2 separate regions of the Homo sapiens genome follow, and region 1 is linked to region 2. The links are chromatin loops, found by intact Hi-C in ENCODE. Cell type or tissue: Caco-2. All regions are shown on one strand. Links, peaks and the distances in the headings refer to the core of each region. The heading gives the core; the rest is flanking DNA.

Region 1 (8,692 bases), core at 33-8,032, 64 kb before region 2:
AAATGGAAAAACAAAGCCTGGATGACAGCACACCTATTTACAGCATGGCTTAGGAAACAAACAAACAAACAAAATATATATATATATATACACACACATATATATATGTGTGTGTGTGTATATATACATAGATATATATATATATATTTTCGAGACAGAGTCTCATTCTTATCACCCAGGCTGGAATGCAGTGGCACGATCTCGGCTCACTGCAACCTCTGCCTCCCGGATTCAAGCCATTCTCCTGTCTCAGCCTCCGAAATAGCTGGGATTACAGGCGCCTGCCACCATGCCCAGCTAATTTCTGTATTTTTAGTAGAGATGTGGTTTCGCCATGTTGGCCAGGCTGGTCTTGAACTCCTGACCTCAGGTGATCCGCCTGCCTCAGCTCCCCAAAGTGCTGGGATTACAGGCATGAGCCACCACTCCTGGGCCGGCTTAGTGAATATATTAAGCCCAATGTTGATATCTACTGCTCAGAAAAAAAAGGATTCCTTTCAAAATATTACTATTCATTGACAGTGCACCTAGTTACTCTAGAGCTATCATGGAGATGTACAAGGAGATTAATGTTGCTTTCAAGCCTGCTATCACAGTATCTGTTCTGCAACCCATGGATCAAGAGGTAACTTCAACTTTCAAGTATTAAGAAATACTTTCTACAAACTATAGATGCGATAGATAATGATTTCTCTAATGGATCTGGACAAACAAAGTGAAAAACTTCTGGAAAATATTCACCATTCTGGATGCCCCTAAGATAATTTATGATTTATGGCAGGAGGTCAAATTATTCTGATTAGCAGGAGTTTGAAAGAAGATGATTTCTACCCCCACGATGACTTTGAGGGGTCCAAGACTTCAGTGAAGGAAGTAACTGCAGATGCGGTAGAAATAGCAAGAAAACTAGAATTAGAAGTGAAGCCTGATGGTATAACTTAATTGCTGCAATCCCATGATAAAACTTGAAGGAATAAGGAGTTGCTTCTTATGAATGAACAAAAGTGGTTCTTGAGTTGGAATCTACTCCTGGTGAAGATGCTGTGAACATTTTTAAAATGACAACAAAGGATTTAAAATATTACACAAACTTAATTGATAAAGTAGTGGTAGGGTTTGAGAAGATTAACTCCAAGTTTGAAAGAAGTTCTACTGTGGGTCAAATGCTATCAAACAATATCACGTGCTGCAGAGAAATCTTTCTTCAATGGAAGAGTCCATTAACACAGAAAGCTTCATTGTTGTCTCATTTTAAGAAATTGATATAGCCACTCTAACCTTCAGCAACTACCACCCTGGTCAGTCAGTAGCCATCAACATTGAGGCAGTACCTTCCACCAACCAAAAGATTATGACTTCCTGAAGGCTCAGATGACTTTTACCATTTTTCACCAATGAAGTATTTTTAAATTATAGTATATATGTTTTTTTAAGACCTAATGCTGTTATATACTTAATAGACTACAGTGTAATGTAAGCAACTTTTACCTGCTCTAGGAAGCCAAAAAATATGTGCAACTCACTTTATTGCAATATTCACTTTATTGCAGTAGTCTGCAGCTGAACCTATAGTATCTCCAAGGTATGCTTGTACAGTTGTTCCTCAGCATCCACAGGGTATTGGTTTCAGAAACCTTCCTCCCAAATCCGAGAATGCTCAAATTCCTTATATAAATGGCATGGTATTTGCATATAACCTACACACATTCTCCCATATACTTTAAGTCATTTTTAGATTACTTATGATTCCTAATCTAAGTGCTATGTAAATAGTTGTTATGCTCTATTGCTTTTTAAATTTGTATTATTTTTTCTGAATATTTTTGATTCAAGTTTGGCTAACTTGTGTATGTGGAACCTGTGGATATAGAGGGCTGATTTGTACCTTCAATGTTGTTTTATTTCTTACTTATTAAATATAGAGAATCAAATAACTACTGGATTAAAATAATTAGCATGTATTATACACCTATTATATGATATTTTATGTATGCATATTGTTGAATTTGATCCACTCAGTGACTTGATGCAGGATGGAGAGACATGGCATCAGAGGCATTATTTAATTTTCCCAGATTATGCTGCTGGGGTGGTCACTCCTGGTGGTTCTTGGCTTGAGATTCTTTACTCATTGCTTTATGTGTGACTTGTTCATCCCTGAAAGTAATACACTTAAGGACTGGATTTGTGGGCATCTTTTTTTTACTGGGAGTTGATTTTCACATGGTCCGTGCTTTTCCTGTATTAGTGGCCATTTATGAGGGAGATTTTGTAGTATTTCACTTCTACCGTCCAAACTATCTATTGTCATGGGGCAATGTAAAAGTAGGTAATAAAGGTGCTTTAAGATTTAAGTGTAATTTATAAAATTTTAATCGATGGAAGGTGATTTTAATGCACCTCTCCAAAAATAGTTACCAAGAGACAGTTATTATTTATATATTATCAATAATCTCTCTGCTTGAATTTTTGTTACTTAAAGGGGGCTGTTATTTGAAGAATGCTATCTTCCTTCCCTGGTCATTATTCATATTCTGTCTCTCTTTCTCTCTTAGTGTAACGAAACCTCATTCTTTTTTGAAGCTCGGAGTAAAACTGCTTGCAAGCACCTCTGGAAGTGCAGTGTGGAACATCATACATTTTTTAGGTAAATTGATGTAAAAATTTTGTTTGTTGTCTTAATAAATGAAAATGGCATTTATTTTTATAAAAAGAATTCTGTCTAAAACAGAAATTTGGAATTGTTTCCCTTTTATTAATTTTCTCAATTCCTAATTCTCTGGATTATATTAATACAAACATGCACACATTCATGTATGTGTAGATATATATACACATAGGCACTTATACACATAGATACAGTTATATCTTTGATACTGCAAGAAAGGATCGAGGTAATATTTTTTAGGTTTATGTAAAACATGCAGCCATTGCTAGCACCTATGTAGTATTGGTGGAAATGGAGTGTTCTGTGCATAATTAATTTGAAAAGCCTATCAGCCATCTAGGTAGAAATGTGGTAAGTCAGTTAGGTGTACAAGGCTCACTGGAAAGACCAAAGTTGATGAAGTCACTTAAGTAGTTATTTACAGAAGTGGCTGGATGAGGTCACCAGTGGAAACAGTGGAGAGAGAAGCAGAACTCCAAGGACTGAGCTTGGTGGCCCTCCCGACATTAGAGGGCAGGATGAGCCAGTCTAGAGTATGAGAAGGAGCAGTCAGAAGAGTGTGTTGTATCCTGGGAAACGAGGAAAGGGAATGTCTTGATGAATAAGGTGCTGGCAACTGCATGCAGTCCTCCTGGGAGGTCCGGTCAGATGAAACTAGAGAAATGACCTTTGGATTGTGGGGATACTTTTTTCTTTGTTTCACATCTTTATGTTGTAAAGATAAAACAAAAATTTAGCTGGTGATACATTAAGCTTTATTTTTTGGTTTTGTTTTTTAAATGGAAACAAAATTGAGTTCTTCCCTGTTTCATCCTCATGGAGTATGAATTGCATGATGTTGGAGAAGTATTCTTATAAAGTGGCTGGAGTCCTTTATAAAGTTTGTGTTAGGAGAAGGGGGTGGCCCAGAATGCCTATAACATTGAGTCTTTGTCTGATTTTCTTTTAAAAATTGATTAGAATGCCAGAAAATGAATCCAATTCACTGTCAAGAAAACTCAGCAAGTTTGGATCCATACGTTATAAGCACCGCTACAGGTAAATGACATTTTTTTCCTTGGGGGGATGTGTTTGTAAATAAATACTTAATTCAGCTGTCATACATGCTCAGTGAAGTTATTTATTTATTTTTTTCTTTTTTCTTGCATTGCCAATGTGTTTTGTAAGCATAACAGTTTATTAAAACTTTCTCAACAAACATGATTTTCCAGATTTAATTATATTTAGTGTCTGCATTAGCTATGTTGTGGGCTTTTAGATCATAGTAAAGTTTATTATCTTCAGAAATTCATTTTGACACAGTTATCACTTATTTTTAATTATGTGTGTTTTGTGATTATGAAACAATGTAGATTCTGAATAGTAACTAATTGTGTTTTTAAGACATTCAGTTGATCCCCTATTTTAATACAATCTATACTTTTTATATTGTGCATCAAACCTTGTTTTTTCTGCAACATGAAGCCTGCATGTAGTAATGCTAGCAATTATATCTCAACTTTATTGAGCAGTTACTAAGTGCTGTGTACTGTGATACATGTTTTCCATTCATTGCTTCATTTAGTTATCAATCTTCTGTAATATTAGCCCCATTAATGTATGAGGACCCTAAGGCTCAAAGAGGTCAAGTCCCTTCTCCAGGTAATCCAGCTAGGAAGCGGGGAAGTGGGATCCATCCCCTGGCGCTCTAGCTGCAGAGCTCATGTTTATAACCATTAGGCAAACTGTTAGCCTGTTGTGGAAAAAGCCTGATTGTCATGCAGCTAGGCAGGCGCTTATGTCTTTTTCTGATACCAGCATTAAAAATGAGAGTGGGTTCTATATTTTGAAAAAGAATTTGTCTTGTTTCAATTCATTCTGTTCAATGGAGAGAGCCTGTGATGTGCAAGGCATAGTATTAGGTACCTAGAGATACAAAGAATCAGATCTACCCACTTCTGCCTTCAAAGAGCTATAGTATTATTCAAACAGTGAGGGAGGTCCCCAGGCCTTGTAAAACCCAAGCAGGGTGGGGAGATGCCACCTAGTGTCACAGAGATGGGACACTTTTGTCAGTTCCATTGGAGACATCACTGAATGAAATGCTTCCTTAAGAGGTACAAAAAAAGCCAAGGCAAGCATTTTCAGGACAATAGTCCTCTATGCTAGATTTTAATTCTTCTCTTTTATAATGCACTTTTTGGGTCTTGAATTTGAGATTAAAGATTATCAGTAAAAGAGTAATGAATATTAAACGTTCAGTGCATTCATCTTTATATATTATTTAGTTGAAAATTTGCTCATTGCATGAATAAAAATACTTAAGTGTCATTGTATTATAGATATTCTTGGAATTTACATGAAGGTATTCATTGATATGTTAATGTTTAACCTTTAGGTTTTCACTGTTCTTCTGTAGACAGTGATACAATTATGAAGAATTTAAGGAAGTATTGTTTACATTTATATTGAGAAGAGCAGGTAATAGTCAGTACTTGGACTGTTCTTCCAGTTGTGGCATAAAACATCACCAGGATTATAGAGAGAATGTCTCCTTGTCCCTGAAAAGGAGCTGGTAGAAAGACATCTGTCTTAATGTTCATACTATTAAAATTGTAATTATCCTCTTTAACATACGCTGTTGTTGGCTTCCACAAATTTAGCCATACTTTATTTCTCAAATTTATTGAAATGCAAATGTTGTGGCTACTGGGAATTATTATTAGGAAGTTATTGGATTTTGCATATTAAGTATCATTTCTTCCAAGGAAGTGATTAAAAGTAACCTTTGCAAAATTGGAGGCCATGCTAAATCTGTTCCAATTTTGTGGCTGATGTTAACTGCCTAGTAAGTCTTAATGAATCTTAAATCTACATGTCTATATGTAGGAGACACTAACATTACACCATCCTTGGAAGAAAGACGATGCCCAGAGGTTAGGCAGGGATGGGTCTCTGATTGCTGGGGGTTCATTAGCACACAGACTGTTTATTGTCAAAAGAGGGCAAGCAACCAGACTTTAACCAGCACAATATGCCTGCCCCTTTCTTGAGACATTCCGGAGACATCCTGGAATGAAAGCAGAGCTCTGGAAACACATTCTCTTCCTTTCACCCTGCAGGCTTTTAAAGAATAGGGTATAAAGAACAGCTTAACAGGTGGCTGCAGTGTATGAATGCAGGTATCTGGGTGTGTTTGTGTGTGTAATTGTGTATGTGTTTATAGTGATGTGTTAGTGTCTTTGTGGTTGTGCACCATACATATATGTGATGGAGGAAGACAAGAGTTCTAGTCTTTACTCTGTCTTGCATTTTAAGGCTTGCAAAATGCCAAGGACGGTAGCACTTTTTGGGAAAACTAGTGCTTACTTAAGGGAAAAATCGGACTTTTTTTAGTGATATGGGAAAATGAAGATTAAAAATTAAATTTGTGAGGAAAGGCTGAGCTGAAATCTGATGTTCCAGTACTTTTTGTTGTTGTTGTTACTGTTGTTTTATTACCAGGGACCAATAATCTGAAATAGAAATCTTTGATTAAACATTTTGTTATACATTGCTATCTTCTCTGAGCCCCTTACAAATTAACCTTGCCTTTACCTGTCATTAAGTTGTGGGGTGCTCCTAGTTTTGATTAATGAGTTGTGTAGAATTTACACTTGAGAATTGAGAAAGAAGGCTTAGAAACTCCCCTGGGAACCCAGATCCTCACTGTAGGACTCAACTCACAGGAGCTGTCATGAGATTTCACATTCTATGAAGCATGGAAGAGAGACCAAGTTCTCCTAAGAACCTCCTTTGTGTCAGTTGCTTTCACATGTGCAGCTTTATTTAATCCACACAATGACCTGCCAAAGAGGTTTCATATCCCCCTTTATATAGATGAGAAATTGGAGCCTCCAAAAGTAAAGTAAGCGTCCCTAATCAGTAAGTGGCAAAGCTGGGGTTTTGAACCTGAGTATTTCTACTCTCGTTCTTTTCTTTCTGTCTCACTTAGAGGCTGAAGGGGCTGCTGGCAGTGCCACTCAGCATGCAAAGGGCTGTATTTATGCCAGAGGCAGCAGGGAAGTGGGTGATCACAGAAATAAAACTGTGTCCTGTCGTAACAGAGAGCCACCAAACATGTGCAGGGACTTTCATCACCTTACACTGTAAATCTCCATACTTGTCAATTACTTTCTGCTACAAGGAAATAGGATGCTATATAAGAATACTTCTGCCAGGAAATTGTAAGAACAAGTAGAAATATAAATGAGGAAAATGAGGCTGCAAGGATTTTTACAAATAACTTTCTGAAGACCACTTAGCTGGGGAAAGGCAGAGCTTTGCTTTAAACAGGGCTTGCAACTTCAAACCCAACAGCTACATGTGCTGTTCCTTCTCCCATGCCATCAGCCTATGCCATACTGACCAGCAGGAGGTCAGAAAGCTTGTTCTAGTGCTGGGTCCTGTATAGCCTATGGCAGATCACTTTACGCTTCTGGTCCTTGGTCTTATTAATCTTAGGATATGATTTTCTCATTTCTCTTTTGTTCCTAGAGAGAAACCATGAGAAAAATTTGAATAATAAAAAAAATCTGACTGTGAAATGCCTCAGTGGTTCACATATTGGGTTATATTTTTAGGGGGAACATTTTTTCCTCTGTGAGTGAAGTGTACAGTGCCCAGGTCTTTCTGTTAATAGTCTGTTGAAAGTAGGCCTTATCTTCATACTCCAGACCATTTATAATAATGAAACTTTTCACTTTATGGGGATTTTTAGCTTTTTGGAAATCTATGTTATCCTGTGTACCTTTTTAGAAGAAGTTACATTTCAAGCAAAAGAAAATCTGTCAGTTTGCTCCTCTCCCCTCCCGAATTTCCATGAACTGTTACTGAACATGAAGAACAATCATGGATGCGCCCTGGCATCTTTATTCCCCTGGTAGCTGATACCACACGTCCCAACTTAGCCTGATGCAGAGTCATTTTTATAAGTTTTGTAGGCATCTTCATTTTTAATAAAGGTAGAGGAAGTAGTAAGGAGGAGAAACTTCCACAGAAGCATGTGAAAGATGAATTTTAAGTCTGTTAAATCTGTTTTTTGGGGAAACACTCACCTGTGTTTATCCTGTAAATGTAAGATGAATAGGATTTGGGGCCATTAAAAGACTTTTTTCCTCCCATAGATGGCTGTACTTGTGGTGAATCAAACTAGACTTGTAGAAATGCGTTTTTCCTGTACCTAAATGATATTTACCTGCATGAAAGCCAGGGTCATTCAGTTGCTCAAATTCAGCAGTTGTGGAATAAATTGTTAGTAAGGTGAATGTTCACTGAAATCCAGCAAACTAAATCACATGATTCCTTGGGAAAATTACTTGAGAAGTTTGGCCCAGCCCCAGGGAAACCTGCCCTGGAATCTGCATGGAATGTATAGAGCAGCAGTGCTTTGCATGGGGTTCTAGGCCTGCCTTCAGTCTTCCTGGACACTTGATCTGGCCCAGGCAGGGTGGGCATAGTAAATGGCTAATTGTGCCATGACAGAGTCCAGAATAAAATCATACCGAGTGGTCTTGTGGGGGATGGTTTACAACCTGCTGTGTGAGTACAACATGGAGCTCATGTGGAATCATTGCCTTCCCACAGTTTAGCCCAACTTAATTTCTTTATTATTTAGTGACCTTAAAGACTGTCAGCAACCTTTATTTCTAGCCCATCATTCTACTGAAATCTAATTCCTCCTTTAATAAATTCTTTCTTCCTGTTTCCTCCTCTGAAAGATTTTCCTTCTATCTAATGTAAATCTCCTCCTAGAATTTAATAACCACTCCCTTGATCAATATTGCAATGAGAATCAATTAAAAACCAGGGAGTCTGTGTGTTTTTTCTTCTCTCCATATTTGGCAGATGTTCTGAATGACCTGTTGTTTAATTTTGTGGCTGTGTGGTTTTACCTTTGCTAATCAAAATGTTGCACTCTCAAGTGGCAGGACAGCTTTGCAAATGAGCCGAGATCTTTCTATTCAGCTTCCCCGGCCTGATCAGAATGTGACAAGAAGTCGAAGC
Region 2 (8,692 bases), core at 638-8,637:
CAGTTTGCTAAGAGTTAGTGAAGAGTTTTGATCATGAATGGGTCTTGAGTTTTGTTATAAACTTTTTCTGCATCTGTTGAGATAGTTGTTATATGGGTTTATTGTGTTCGTGGAGGAATTAAATGGATTCAATTTTGAATGACACATCCTTGCATTCCTAGCATAAGCCCCTTGTGGTCATGATGTATTTTCCTTTTTGTATGTAGCTGGATTCTATTTGGCATTACCTTGTTAAGATTTTTTTCTTTGTTTTTGTGAAAAATTGATCTGTAATTTTCCTGTAATGTCAGGTTTTTGGTAAAAATATTATATTGGTCATTTAAAATAATTTGAGAAATATTCCTTCTTCCTCTGTTTTCTGAATGAGTTAATATAAAAGCATTTTTTTCTTCCTTAAATATAGAATTCACCAGTGAAACAATCTCTGCCTGGAATGTTCTTTGTGGAAGGTTTTAAATTACAAATTCAGTTTCTTTGACAGATATTGAGATATTCATATTTTATACTTATGTGTAAGTTTTGATAATTTATACTTTTAAAATAATTTCATTTTTATCTAAGTTGTCAAATCTTTCAGCAAAAATTTGCTTATAATTCTCCCTGTGCTTTTAACATCTGTGAAATCTGTTGTGATATCACCACTTTAATTCCTGATGTTGGTGATTTGTGTTTTCTCTTCATTTTTTTTTAATTTATTTTTTTCAGAGAACCAATTTTAGATTTTGTTGCTTTTTCTTTGCTATCTGTTGTCTGTTTCATTGACTGTACTTTTTATTCTTTTTATTTTGTCTTTTACCTGCTCTTCTTTTTTCATCTTCTTAGGATAACATTTATTTTAAACCTTTCTACTTTTCCAATATAAGCATAAATTTATAAATTTCCCTTTCAGCCATGCTTTAACTATATCTCACATGTTTTTGACATTGTTTTTGTTATCATACAGTTCAAAATAATTTTTAATGTATCTTGTCTTTTTTTGATGCTGGCATTTTTAGTTGTGTGTTTAATTTCCAAATATTTCAGGATTTTCTACAAATATTATTATTATTCTAATTTAATTCCATTGTGGTTAAAAAAAAAAGTCTGAACAGTTTTAATCCCTTGAAATTTATTGAGACTTGTTTTAAGGCCTAGCATATGGTTTTTAATGATGAATAATCTGTAGACTCAAGAAGAATGAGGAGTCTCAGTTACTGGTTGTCGAATAGATGCAGTTAGCTGATAGTGTTCAGATTGTGTCTTTTTTTTTATTTCTTCATCTACTTTTCAAGTAGTCATTGAGAGAGGGATGTTAAAATCTACAACAGTGATTGTCAATTTGTCTGTTTTTTCCTTTAATTCTGTCAGTTTTTACTTCAAGTTATTTTGAAGCTCTGGTGTTAGGTGTATGCATATGTATGGTTTTTTCCTTCCTGATGAACTGATGACCCTTTATTCTGGCAATACTTTCTCTGTGTCCACTACACATGCACACGCATAAATTCTACCATACCTTCTTCATGTTTACTGTTTGCATGGTATATCCTTTTAATCTGTTACTTTAAGCCTAGTTATGTCTTTATATTTAAAGTCCACCTCTTGTAAACAGTGTACAGTTGGTCTTTTTGTTTTTTTTTTTTAATTCTAGCCTGACAATCCCTGTCTTTTAAGTTCAGTGTTTAGCCTGCTAGCAGTTAACATAATTATTTGTATTTTGCGATATAAATCTACCATCTTGTTCTTTTTTCTGGTTTATTACGCCTGTTTTTTGTTGGTTTGTTGCTCCCTTCCTACTTTATTTTGTGTGAACTGAATATTTTTTGATACTCCATTTTATTTTCTCTACTGATATCTTACCTATACTTTTATTATTTTTTTATTTATTGCTTTCTCTCTGTAAGTATGATTCTTATCAGTATGGTTCCTTATCACACCCTAAGATGAATATTGTAACATTTAAAATTTAGAAACATTGGAAAAATATAGCTCCACTTGTGCTTTGTGCTATTGTCATATATTTTATTTTTGCCTGTTAGAAGCCTCGTATTAAAATGTTAATGTATCTTTGCTTAAACAGTGAGTTTTTATATAAAGAAATTAAGAGGAGGAAAAACCTTAGTTACTGTGGTGGGAAGAATAATGACCCCTGATATATGTCCATGGCTTAATCTCCATAATGTGTGAATATATGACCCTAGATGGCAGAGAGGAGTTAAGATTGCAGGTGGAATTAAGGCTGTTGTTAATCAGTTGACCCTCACCCAGAGATATTATCCTGGATTATCCAAGTAGGCCCAAAGTAATCATAAGTTTCTTAAAAGTGGAAGAGGTGACAGAAGAGGAAGAGTGTTTCAGTTTGAAACGGACTCAACCTGCTGTTGCTGGCTTTGAAAATAGAGGAAAAGGCCTTGAACGAATAAATGTGGGCAGCTCCAGAAGATGGAAAACACAAGAAAATGAATTTTCCCTTGAGTCTGCAGAAAGGAATGCAGCCATGCCAACACCTTGATTTTAGTCCAGTAGGACCTGTGTCAGATTTCTCAGCTGATACGGCCAAAGTGCAGTTAAAGTAGAAAAAAAAATTATATATATATATTTGTGTGGATAGTAGTTCATTTAGAAGTTGCTGGCCGGGGACGGTGGCTCATGCCTGTAATCCCAGCACTTTGGGAGGCCAAGGCAGGCCGATCACCTGAGTTCAGGAGTTCAAGACAAGCCTGGCCAACGTGGTGAAACCTCGTCTCTACTAAAAATACAAAAATTAGCTGGGTGTGGTGGTGGGTGCCTGTAATCCCAGCTACTTGGGAGGCTGGGTCAGGAGAATTGCTTGAAGCTGGGAGGCGGAGGTTGCAGTAAGCCGAGATGGCGCCATTGCACTTCAGCCTGGGCAACAGGAGTGAAACTCCATCTCAAAAAAAAAAAAAAAAAAAAAAAAAAAAGTTGCTCTGGTGGGTAAAAAGCAGATTGAGAAAGAGGAAGAAAGGAAGCAGGAAAGCAATTAGAAAACTTTGCAGTGGTCCACGTGAGACGCTTTTAGCTCAGAAAAGATGGTGGTGGTGAAATGAAGAGAGTAGATGAATATACATTTTGGAAGTACAGCTGACAGATTTGTAGTGTGAGCGGTATTATGGATGACATTGAGTTTCTGAGCAGATGCACTGAGTGGGTAGCATCGTGTTTTACTGAGATGGGAAGGGATGGGCCAGGAATGTTTTGGGGGGGAGAGAATCAAGATTTCTCTTTGTTAGGTTTGAGATGCCAAGTAGGCAGTTAATGGAAATGTCAGGTGGACAACTGAATACAAATGTTGTAACTCTTAAGGATGATGGATTACTTCATATAGCACAAACTGAGCTCTGTCCTTTATTTGAGTTATGACTGTTAAAAGCCTGAGATTGATTGACAATTAATAAAATACCTGCTGGGTGCTGTTGTTTGCATTCTGGATCTTCAGCTTATTACCTGATCCCCATGAGCTTCCATCTCTACAACACTGATGGTACCACGCTCTTAGGATTTTGCTGAGCATTAAGTGAGGTTGTGCCTGTGTCACAGCCTTTATTAGTAAGTTCCCCCAGGTCTTAGTTATTCTCTAGAAACACTGCAAGGTATTTGTGTTTTTCCTTGAGATGAGGAGGTGGTGAGAAATGAAGAGAGTAGATAAGGCAACTCACAAAAAGTCCTTAGAGACTTGAATTTGGTTGTGTGAGGATTTAGGAACCACTACAGCTTTCTTTAAAAGTGGAAATATAAGCTGGGTATGGTGGCTTGTATGTGTAGTCCCAGCTACTTGGGAGGCTGAGGAGGGATGATTGCTTGAGGCCAGGAGTTCAAGACCAGCCTGGGCAACATAGTGAGACCGCATCCCTTAGAAAAAGTGGAAACATGGCTAGGGCAGTATTCAAGGAAAGCAATCAAAATTATCCTTCATATATATATACATATACACACACACACACATATCTTCAGATATAATATATACATAATATAGAAAATATTTTAAAATATATGTACTATATAAAAATATTTATGTATATTTGGCATTTCAGATGTACAGTAAACCACTGATCTCTCCATTACTCCCATATTCTTAAATTCCTACTGCAGTATATGTAAATTAGGTATCCATTAAGGGTCAGAAGGTTATGATACACCATTATTCATTTTTGTATTTTATCCGCAACAAATAGCTAGAAAATCAATTCATTATTAAATACCAGAGACATAAGAGTAGAGTAGTATAAAATACAAAACTGTTTTCTACTAAAAAGCGTTAAGCTGAAATATGATTAGATCTCTGTTAAAACATTGGGAAGTACAGTTCTATTTAGTACATTTTTCAGCTACAGTTGATGTTTATCACTAGGAAAAAAGCTTTGTTGAACCTGCTTTTCTACATGGGTGAACCTTTACTCAGTGGGATATTTGGAAGAGGTATTAAAGCGTAAACAATGGTTTTGGTAGGGTCAAACCTGGGTGCAAGAGAAGGTTCGGGCTCCCTCTGGTGGTGATAATATCTTACTATTTTTATTGAAAAGTACTGATACTGTGGAAGATGAGGCCGTCAGGGCGATGTTCTCAGTTACACACAAAACATATAAGTCTGGTGTGTTAGGTGAAGATATAACATGAACCCCCACCCCCAACCCGGAAGTGCCTCCTGAGCGATCTTCAGCAGCTAGGTTGTTCATCTCAGTGGCTTCCTAAGGCTTCTTTGATTTGGAGGGGGAGGGAGAAGAGTAAGACATCTCCTAATTAGATTTATTTTGACCCGTCAGGAATGTGACAAAGAATGACTGGGATATTTGTTAGGTGCTTTGAATTCCTTAAATAAAGATGTTTTATAAATGTACATATTTTCCACTCTAAATTTCCTTTCAGAGGAGTGATCAGTATAAAGATGGACAAAAAAAGAGTAAAATACTGCCATATTTTTTAGTATAATATACAAAATATAGTAAATATATTACTGGATAATGTATTGCCCATATTATGTTTTTAGATAATATAGTTGAATAGTTTGGGGGATATTTAAAATGATTATATGCAGTGATGGAGTTTAAATCCTTTGTAGATTTATGATATGTTTGTTTCAGGGTTTTGGAATAAGGGAAAGTGATTTGTGAATGATGTGTCATCAAACTAATTTCTCTGATTAATTTAAAGTGGAATATTTGTATGTGGAGGAGGGATGCTTTTGAAAAATACTGGACTAATACTGGGCTGCATGTTTATTTTCTATATATGTCGTACCTATGGACAACTCAGGGTTCTATTTCCTTTCCTTAGGAATTTATTTGGAGAGTTTAAGTAAAACATCTGCATAATTAAGTGCCTCAAATTAAGAAAAATGACTGCTGGAATTCCACAGCTTTCTAAATCCACAAGATAACACTGAGCTGCAGATCATGAATTCATCCTAAATTATTGATTAAATGTGTGTGCAGATGTAAGCATAAAAATAATACATTCCTCATTAACATGCAGCTTGTGTTGACATTTGTGAAATCACAGGTGGTCTAGCAATCAGAGGAAATTAGCATTTTTTAAGCTTTGGAACTTTTCCTCGCCTTAAAACTGTTTGAAACTATTGGCCACGTCAGAACTTAGTTTAGTTAAAAATAGGACTTTTATGGTGCTATAGAATGTAAAAATAAAGACTAAACTCTTCAATCTTTTAGGACCAATGTTAATGGCTAGAAGGTCTGATGATCTCGTTCAGATTAAGATAACATTTCTCAGGCTAGGCACAGTGGCTCACGCCTGCAATCCCAGCATTTTGGGAGGCTGAGGTGGGCAGATTATGAGGTCAAGAGATGGAGACCATCCTGGCCAACATGGTGAAACCCCGTCTCTACTAAAAATACAAAAATTAGCTGGGCAGGGTGGCACATGCCTGCAATCCCAGCTACTCGGGAGGCTGAGGCAGGAGAATCGCTTGAATCCAGGAGGCGGAGCTTGCAGTGAGCCGAGATGGGGCCACTGCACTCCAGCCTGGGTGACAGAGCGAGACTCTCTCTCAAAAAAAAAAAAAAACAAAGATAACATTTCTCTAATTCTTCTGAGATGGGAATGAAAAGCATTTCCTTTGGAATTACAATAATAGTATATTTAAAAAAAAAAACATGAAAACACTCTTATTTTTTTTCCTGATAACTAAGGTAAGAAATTCTCCTGGCTTAAAAAGATCAGAAAATATAGAAAAGCATAAACAAGAAAATAAAATTACCTGCAATACCAGCACTCAGACATATCCACTGTTATCATGTTATCATTTTTTTAATGTATTGTTCATAGTCACTATCTCTCACCACTAGGCCTGATATCATGGGGTGTATGTCCTCCTGGCCACTCATAACTTTCCTCATTCTCCCCGTGTCCACCCTGAAAGCATTCAGCTTTGAATTGCATGCCCTCACATGATACCACTCACCACTTCCGGTAGTTGTCATCAACTGCACCCTCGGTCATTTTCCCATTCTTTTAAGATTTAGGTTCTGCTGTACTGTCACTCTCTCCAGCACTATTCTAGTACTCACATAATGGATCTTTACAAAAACTTGGCTTCCACCACCCAACCATAGCCACTTAATTCCTAGGTCATACCCTTAATCAGTGGTTTTCCAACTGGGGGCAGTTTTGCTTCCAAGGGGACATTGTCTACAGACATTTTTGGCTGTCACACTGGGGAGGTGCTACTGGCGTCTAGTTGGGTAGAGGCCACAGGTGCTACTGATCATGCTACAATGCACAGGACAGCCTCCTGCAGCACAGAATTAGTATAGAAAATGTCAGTAGGGCCAAGGGTGGGAAACCCTGCTGTAACTAGAAGAAGCTGATATGCCCACTATCATACCTTCCTGAAATAAGAATAATGATCAGTAGAATAGCTTCCTAACCTGGATATTATGTAATACTTCAGACTCTTGGTTGACTGTAAGAAATAGATCCTGGGGTATAGTCACAGCTGAACCATCATTCTGTCAGAATGGAATAACACCTTAGTGCTTTTTAATATTAGCACTTTCTCTGACAGTATCATTTAATGGGGTTAACATATTATCTAGCAAATCAGACCAACCAAATGTAGGAAAGGCAGAATACATACAGGACACCAAGGAAGCAGTTTCTATGATTTGTAAGAAACATACAATTTTTTTTTTTTTTTTTTGGCACAGGGTCTCATTCTGTTGCCCAGACTGGAGTGCAGTGGTGTGATCTCGGCTTACTGCAACCTCCACCTCCCAGGTTCAAGTGATTCTCATGCCTCAACCTCCTAAGCAGTTGGAATTACAGGCACATGCCACCATGCCCAGCTAATTTTTTGTATTTTTAGTAGAGATGGGGTTTTGCCATGTTGGCCAGGCTGGTTTTGAACTCCTGACCTCAAGTGATCCACCCACCTTGGCCTCCCAAAGTGCTGGGATTACAGGCTTGAGCCACTATGCCCAGCCTAATCTTATTCTTAAAACAAAGAACATCTACATTTAACAGTACCATATTTGGTCTGAGACCAAGATTTCATCCCTTTTTCCTTTTCATGTTTTGTCTCATCCTGAGTTGATTAAAAGGTCTTTATAGACAGATCACTTTTTTCCCCCTGCACAAAGGAAAAACCATTTGGTCAACTCAGTGGCTGGAAAGTAGCTTAGTGTATTCTGTAGGTTCAGGAAGCCCTACCAGAATACCGTAGTGGTGCCCTTATGAATCGAGAAGAATGAAAGCATTAATGATATCATACACTAAAAGCATTATTGAGCCCCCCAAATGCTAATACAGATTAATCACATACAATTCCATAGGATCAGTGGCTTTTAATTATTTGTTCTTTCTTTTGGCCTATTACTAGATCTCTGTTCTCTTAAAGGGACTGATGAAAGCTTATTTTCTCACTATGAAGAAAAATCATTCTGTGTCAACAATTGCAGTGATAATAGATTTCACTGCATTCATTGCTACAATGGGAGAAATAGTTGATACTACAGAGAGTACAAACACTTGAATGCTGACTGAATTTTTCATTCTAGGAAGTTAAAGATAGTGGTATAATATCTGCTCACATACTTCTTGGAGAAAAGATTTGCAGAGTCAATAGTTAGGAATGGAGAAGGGCGTAAAGAGGGTGGCAGCATGAGCCAAGGCCACTGATAGTCCTAGCATTTGCTGGCCCAAGTTTTGTTGCAGAAATGCAACACCAGATGTAACATGAAAGATGGGTCATTGGTACAGTCTGCCATCAGGGCCATCCCACCAGTTGCTTTTTCCTTTTGGTGGTTGCTTCTCCTAGGTAATCACAGATCATGTTGGAACTTTTTAGAATCAGGATGAGTTCTTCTTTTACCATTACTTACAAATATCTGGAAAGATCAGAAACAGACGCCCTGAATCATTCTTCGTTGTACAGTTACCACTGGATGGGGAGGCATATGACCCTGCAGTTCTGAGGTCTTTCATTAAATGAAGCTCTGGTTATGACTGGGTTTTATGATTTTCCTTCAGCGGCAGTAGCAGCAATTTAGCTGCTGGTGTCTTTATACTAACCATCACAATGGCTCTCCCTGTCCAGTCTTTCCTTGTCTGTTCTCAGCTGGCAAATAAGAACTTCACAGTCTGAAAACTATTAAAGTTAGTTATTAGGTTGTGAGATGAAGCATGTTTGCAGAGATGAATGTTGTTTTCTCTATTTATAGGAGAAGCCCCGATATCCAAGCAA

The links. A loop is a pair of places that touch in the nucleus more often than their neighbours do. Peaks named below come from ENCODE experiments on the same cell type or tissue, not always from the same donor. Only the 100,000 strongest peaks of a DNase experiment are listed, where the experiment ranks them.
Region 1: it touches region 2 in a loop (9-fold over the local background); 4 of 110 quality-filtered maps call a loop at or near these places.

What each region holds. Positions count from the first base shown.
Region 1 is chr5:112,234,674-112,243,365 of GRCh38, reverse strand. It overlaps EPB41L4A (erythrocyte membrane protein band 4.1 like 4A), which reads left to right. Exons shown (of 23, transcript NM_022140.5): 10 at 2,556-2,647; 11 at 3,629-3,706; 12 at 8,611-8,692. The region is part of intron 1 of LOC101927023 (a long non-coding RNA gene); the gene reads right to left. Among named protein-coding and RNA genes, the nearest start is that of SNORA13, 78 kb to the right of the region's middle. RefSeq lists an enhancer at 5,443-5,954. In Caco-2, for the core only: no CTCF peak of the experiment used is centred there; a DNase peak (open chromatin) is centred at 3,175.
Region 2 is chr5:112,170,970-112,179,661 of GRCh38, reverse strand. EPB41L4A (erythrocyte membrane protein band 4.1 like 4A) reads left to right here. Exons shown (of 23, transcript NM_022140.5): 19 at 8,670-8,692. Among named protein-coding and RNA genes, the nearest start is that of SNORA13, 14 kb to the right of the region's middle. In Caco-2, for the core only: a CTCF peak has its summit at 4,477 (motif pointing left); no DNase peak of the experiment used is centred there.